Regions from separate parts of the Homo sapiens genome. Here region 2 is linked to region 1. Evidence: read pairs that join two places in POLR2A ChIA-PET (ENCODE). Cell type or tissue: CD4-positive, alpha-beta T cell. All regions are shown on one strand.

Evidence for each region. ChIA-PET counts read pairs that join two places held together with the same protein. Peaks named below come from ENCODE experiments on the same cell type or tissue, not always from the same donor. Only the 100,000 strongest peaks of a DNase experiment are listed, where the experiment ranks them.
Region 2: POLR2A ChIA-PET joins it to region 1 with 10 read pairs; 9 of 35 experiments call an interaction of 5 or more read pairs at or near these places.

What each region holds. Positions count from the first base shown.
Region 1 is chr20:33,488,593-33,491,092 of GRCh38, forward strand. It overlaps CBFA2T2 (CBFA2/RUNX1 partner transcriptional co-repressor 2), which reads left to right and starts at 1,504. Exons shown (of 11, transcript NM_001032999.3): 1 at 1,504-1,709. The coding sequence starts at 1,676. RefSeq lists an enhancer at 671-1,219 and silencers at 1,314-1,533, 1,544-1,823. In CD4-positive, alpha-beta T cell, no CTCF peak of the experiment used is centred here; a DNase peak (open chromatin) is centred at 1,329; H3K4me3 peaks cover 1,622 bases; H3K27ac peaks cover 1,041 bases.
Region 2 is chr20:33,593,861-33,596,360 of GRCh38, forward strand. All of the region lies in intron 1 of CBFA2T2 (CBFA2/RUNX1 partner transcriptional co-repressor 2), which reads left to right. Among named protein-coding and RNA genes, the nearest start is that of C20orf144, 67 kb to the right of the region's middle. In CD4-positive, alpha-beta T cell, no CTCF peak of the experiment used is centred here; no DNase peak of the experiment used is centred here.

The sequences.
Region 1 (2,500 bases):
GAGCTTCCCTCTGTTGCCCAGGCTAGAGTGTAGTGGCGCGATTTCGGTTCACTGCAACCTCTGCCTCCCAGGTTCAAGCGACTCTCCTGCCTCAGCCTCCCGAGTAGCTGGGATTATGGACACCCGCCACCGCGCCCAGCTAATTTTTTTGTTTTGTTTTGTTTTGTTTTTTGAGAGGGAGTCTCGCTCTGTCACCCAGGTGGGAGTGCAGTGTCGTGATCTTGGCTCGGTGCAACCTCCGCCTCCGGGGTTCAAGCAATTCTCCTGTCTCAGCCTCCTGATTAGCTGGGATTACAGGCTTGTGAAACCAAGTCCAGCTAATTTTTGTATTTTTAGTACAGACGGGGTTTCACCACGTTGGTCAGGCTGGTCTCCAAATCCTGAGCTGTGATCTGCCAGCTTCGGCGTCCCAAAGTGCTGGGATTACAGGGGTGAGCCACAGCTCCTGGCCTTGTTTTGTTTTTTTGATACGGAGTTTTGCTCTTTTTGCTCAGGCTGGAGTGCAATGGCTCCGATCTCGGCTCACTGCAACCTCCCCCTCCCGGATTCAAGTGATTCTCCTGCCCCAGCCTCCCGAGTAGCTGGGACTAAAGGCACGCGCCACCGCACCAGGCTAATTTTTGTATTTTTATTTATTTATTTTTTTAGTAGAGATAGGGTTTCACCTTATAGGCCAGACTGGTCTTCAAACTCCTGACCTCGTGATCCTCCCGCCTCGGCCTCCCAAAGTGCTAGGATTACAGGCTTGAGCCACTGCGCCCGGCTCTAAGTTTTGTATTTTTAGTAGAGACAGCGTTTCGCCACATTGGCCAGACTAGCCTCGAAGTTCTGACCTCAGGTAATCCACCCTCCTCGGCCTCCCAAAGTGTTAGGATTATAGGCCTGAGCCACCGTGCCTGGTCTATTTTTTATTTTTATTTATTTATTTTTTTAATAGAGACGCTAGTCTCAAACTCCTGAGCTCAAGTGACTCTCCTTTGGCCTCCCAAAGTACTAGGATTACAGGCGTGGGCCACCACGCCCGGCCAACAGTTATTAAAATTACGATGATGAAATTTTAGGCATTTAGAATACTTCAGGCCAAAAACACTTTGAGCCAGGGGGCTCGCTCAAAGGCATGCGCAAAAGCCATCAGGCCTGTACCTGGAGAACTCAGGTGAGACGTTGCCACTCGTTGTAATCCCTCCCCCTAGCACTCGGCCCCCGAGCCTGGGCCACTGCCCTGGCTACACCGGGAAGTCTGGAGCTAGAAAGTGGGCCGTGCGCGTGACGGGCGCGCGTGACGCCGAGGGGGCAGGTCTGAGAAGCAGGCTGCGCCGGGATTCGGCGGTCGGTTCCCGCGGAAGGGGCGGGTCAGGTTAGGGGGCGGTGCTTAATGGGAGCTGGTCTTGGGGCCGGGCTTCCGCGTGCGTTGGCCTGGCGGCGAGAGCGCGCGGCGGGGGCGTGCCCGGCGGGCGGGGCGGGGCCAGCCGGGGGCGGGGCGGGGCGCGGCCTAACGGCGGCGGCGGCGGCGGCGACGGCGACAGCAGCGGTGGTGGTGTCTGGTTAGCTCGGCGGCTGCAGATCTCGCGGCGACGCCTGCGAGGGACCCGGGCCGCGGGTCGAGGCGGGCGGCGCCTGCGAGGGACCCGTGTCGCGGGTAGAGGCGGGCGGCGCGCGGCGGCGGCGCTCGGCGATGGTAGGCGTCCCTGGAGCGGCCGCCTTCCAGCGTAAGTGGGGCGTGAATGCGGGCGGCCGAGGGGGGCGTGTGAGGGCCTGCGGCTCCGCAGGCGCGGTGATTCCGAGTGCCCCGGGCGCGAGGCCGGGAGTGGAAACTGAGGCCCGAAGCGGGGCGGCGGATCCAAGGTCACGCAGCGGGGCGGGCCTTCCCGGGCTCCTGAGGCCACCCCGTCGCTTCCTGCGCCGCCCGAAGAGCTCGGGGCTCACGGTGTGAGGGAAATTGTGGGGCCCGCGGCCTCGGAACTTAGGCCGGGCCGGCGTCCATGGGACTTGCCGGCGGGCAAGAATCATTTTGTTGTCCCAGCGCTGGGGCCACGAAGTCCGGCTCCTGGGGAAATACTACACCCGCCCGATGTTGAGGGTTGGAGGAGATGAGAATGGCCCCTCGGAGGGCCTGTTTGAGCGCAGGCTCAGTAGTTGGCTACCTGGGTTCACATCCAGGCTTCCCCATTTAGGTAGTGACCTTGGCTCTCCCGGTGCCTCAGTTCCCCCATCTGCAAAATGGGGATGTGGAGCGGGTTCCCTCCCTCCCCCAGGGTTCTTGGGTTTTGTGAGGCCAGTAAAACGCTTGACACCGACCGTGGCACACACACAATTGTGAAAACTGTCATTATTGTAATCGTCCTTTATTAATCTGATCCAGTGTGCACCGCACTCGGAAAAGTCCGAAATTAGGCTCTAGCCGTGTTAAGATTTTGTTTTGTTGTCTGTTAGTCCTGCTCCATGATCTAATTGTTATTCTTACTTCCATTTAGCCATTCCAGTATTTATCTAGTGTTCC
Region 2 (2,500 bases), 110 kb after region 1:
ACATATCCCAAAGGGTCTCCAGGGCCCCCAACGGTCCCAGGACCATATTTTGAGAACTGCTGAGTAGATCATGGCATTCAAGCCAAGGTAAGTTTATGTTTTATTGTAAGAGCAATAGGAAGCCATTAGAAGAGTTCAGGTCTGTGGGAAGATCTGTTTTAGGTTTTAAATCAGCACTTTGGATACTACGTGATGAATGGACTGAAGGGGTTAAAAGCAGAAGCAGAAAGAATAGTTAGGAGGCAGATGAAGCAGTCCAGGTGAGAGATGACAGTGGCTAAATTCTAGCAATAGAGATGGGAGACATGACATACTGTGACATATTTAAGAGCTGGACTGTCAGAATTTACTGCTATATTTCTTTCTTTTCTTTTTTTTTGAGACGGAGTCTCACTCTGTTGCCCAGGCTGGAGTGCAGTGGCGCAACCTCGGCTCACTGCAACCTCTGCCTCCTGGGTTGGAGCAATTCTCTTGCCTCAGCCTCCCGAGTAGCTGGGACTACAGGCGTCTGCCACCACACCTGTCTAATTTTTATGTTTTTAGTAGAGACAGGGTTTCACTGTGTTAGCCGGAATGGTCTCGATCTCTTGACCTCGTGATCCTCCTGCCTCGGCCTCCCAAAGTGCTGGGATTACAGGTGTGAGCCACCGAGCCCGGCCTACTGCTAGATTTCCTCTAGAAGGTTCTGTGTTCCGCAGACATTTAGCACAGATGTATCAAATGCTGGAACCCAAGAGACCTGGCTTTTTGAATCGTAGGAAAGCCATTAACTAGCTGTGTGAGAAATTGATAGCGTTTTTCCCTGTCTCCCGAAAAAAAAGTGAGGTTTATTTTTGGCCAAGAAGACTAAAGTTAGCTGATTCTCCATCAGTCTCAGATTCTCTGAGTTCTCTGACTTTGGCTGCGTATGTGTGGCCCAGGCAGTAATGTGACACACCTTTAAGTGGTTGGGATTCAGTCGATTTTGATTGTGGTAGGGGTGGCTTCCATACAAAGGCAAGATGCTAATCAAATTTAATTTAAGTCTTTTCTGTTCATGTGAGAAATACTAAGCTGGTGGAGACCTGAAACAGATGGTGTGCAGTTGGAGTAGATAACTATATTATTCTAAATAAATATTTGCTGGAGCTGGGAAGCAACAATCCATATTTCATTTTTTCCCTATTTACATTTTCAGGTCAGCTGTGTTGCTACTGTTTTTAACTTGCATTAAGGTTATCAACAGACTTGGCAATTACAATATATCTTTAAATGTTGAAATAATTAGCATTGGAAGAGACCCTCAGCACGTAGTGCTGTAATGATTCTTAATGCATTTCTGGTGGATAGCTGTCTAATAATATCTTACACTTGAAAAAATTTTTTTTTTGAGTCGGAGTCTCACTTTGTTGCCCAGGCTGGAGTGCAGTGGCCCAATCCCGGCTCACTGCAACCTCTGCCTCCTGGGTTCATGTGATTCTCCAGTCTCAGCCTCCTGAGTAGCTGGGACTACAGGCGCACACCACCATGCCCAGCTGATTTTTCTATTTTTAGTAGAGACGGGGTTTCACCACGTTGGCCAGGATGGTCTCGATCTCTTGACCTTGTGATCCGCCCACCTCGGCCTCCCAAAGTGCTGGGATTACAGGCATGAGCCACTGTGCCTAGCTTAAAAATCTTATACGGTACTTGTTTTTTAATTTTCATTTTTTTTTTAATTTATTTTTTTTGAGAGCGGGCCTTGCTCTGTCACCCAGGCTGAAGTGCAGTGGCACAATCTCGGCTCACTACAACCTCTGCCTCCCAGGCTCAGGCAATCCTCCCAAGGAGCTGGGACTATAGGTGTACGCCACCACTCCCAGCTAAATTTTTGTATGTTTTGTAGAGATCAGGTTTTGCCATGTTGGCCAGGCTGGTCTTGTACTTCTGAGCTGACTCGATCCACCTGCCTCAGCCTCCCAAAGTGCTGGGATTACAGACGTGAACCACCATGCCTGGCCTACAGCACTTTTTAATCTGTTACTTTATTTGCCTTTTAACACCTCCCTTCCTCTGTTTTACAAATGAAGAAACCAAGGCTCTGGCATGACTTGTCCAGGGTTCCACAGTAGCTGATAAATTGGCAGAAAAATCAGGATTCACAGTCACAGTTTCATGCCCAGTTTTCTTTCTTCCACAATAGCCTACCTTTGACTATTCAAGAATATAAATCTCTAGCTGGTCTGGAATTTGGCTGTTTTGCCAAACTGACCTTTTCATCTCATCTTTTGCTGCATACAGCTTTTTATATTTACTGTATATTCTGTTTCAGCTAAGAGATGGTCTTAAATTGAGGGAGTAATGAAAATTTTATATTAACTCTTTCCTGGCTTAAGGTGCTGTAGCCACTGTATCTGTCTCAGTTAAGTTCTGGGGCGAGATCTGTGTGCAGTCTCTTAAATGTTAATATATTCTTTGTTACACATAATATACTTGTTCTCACCTTCATTGTACCTGTATTCTTAATGATACTTTGATGAAA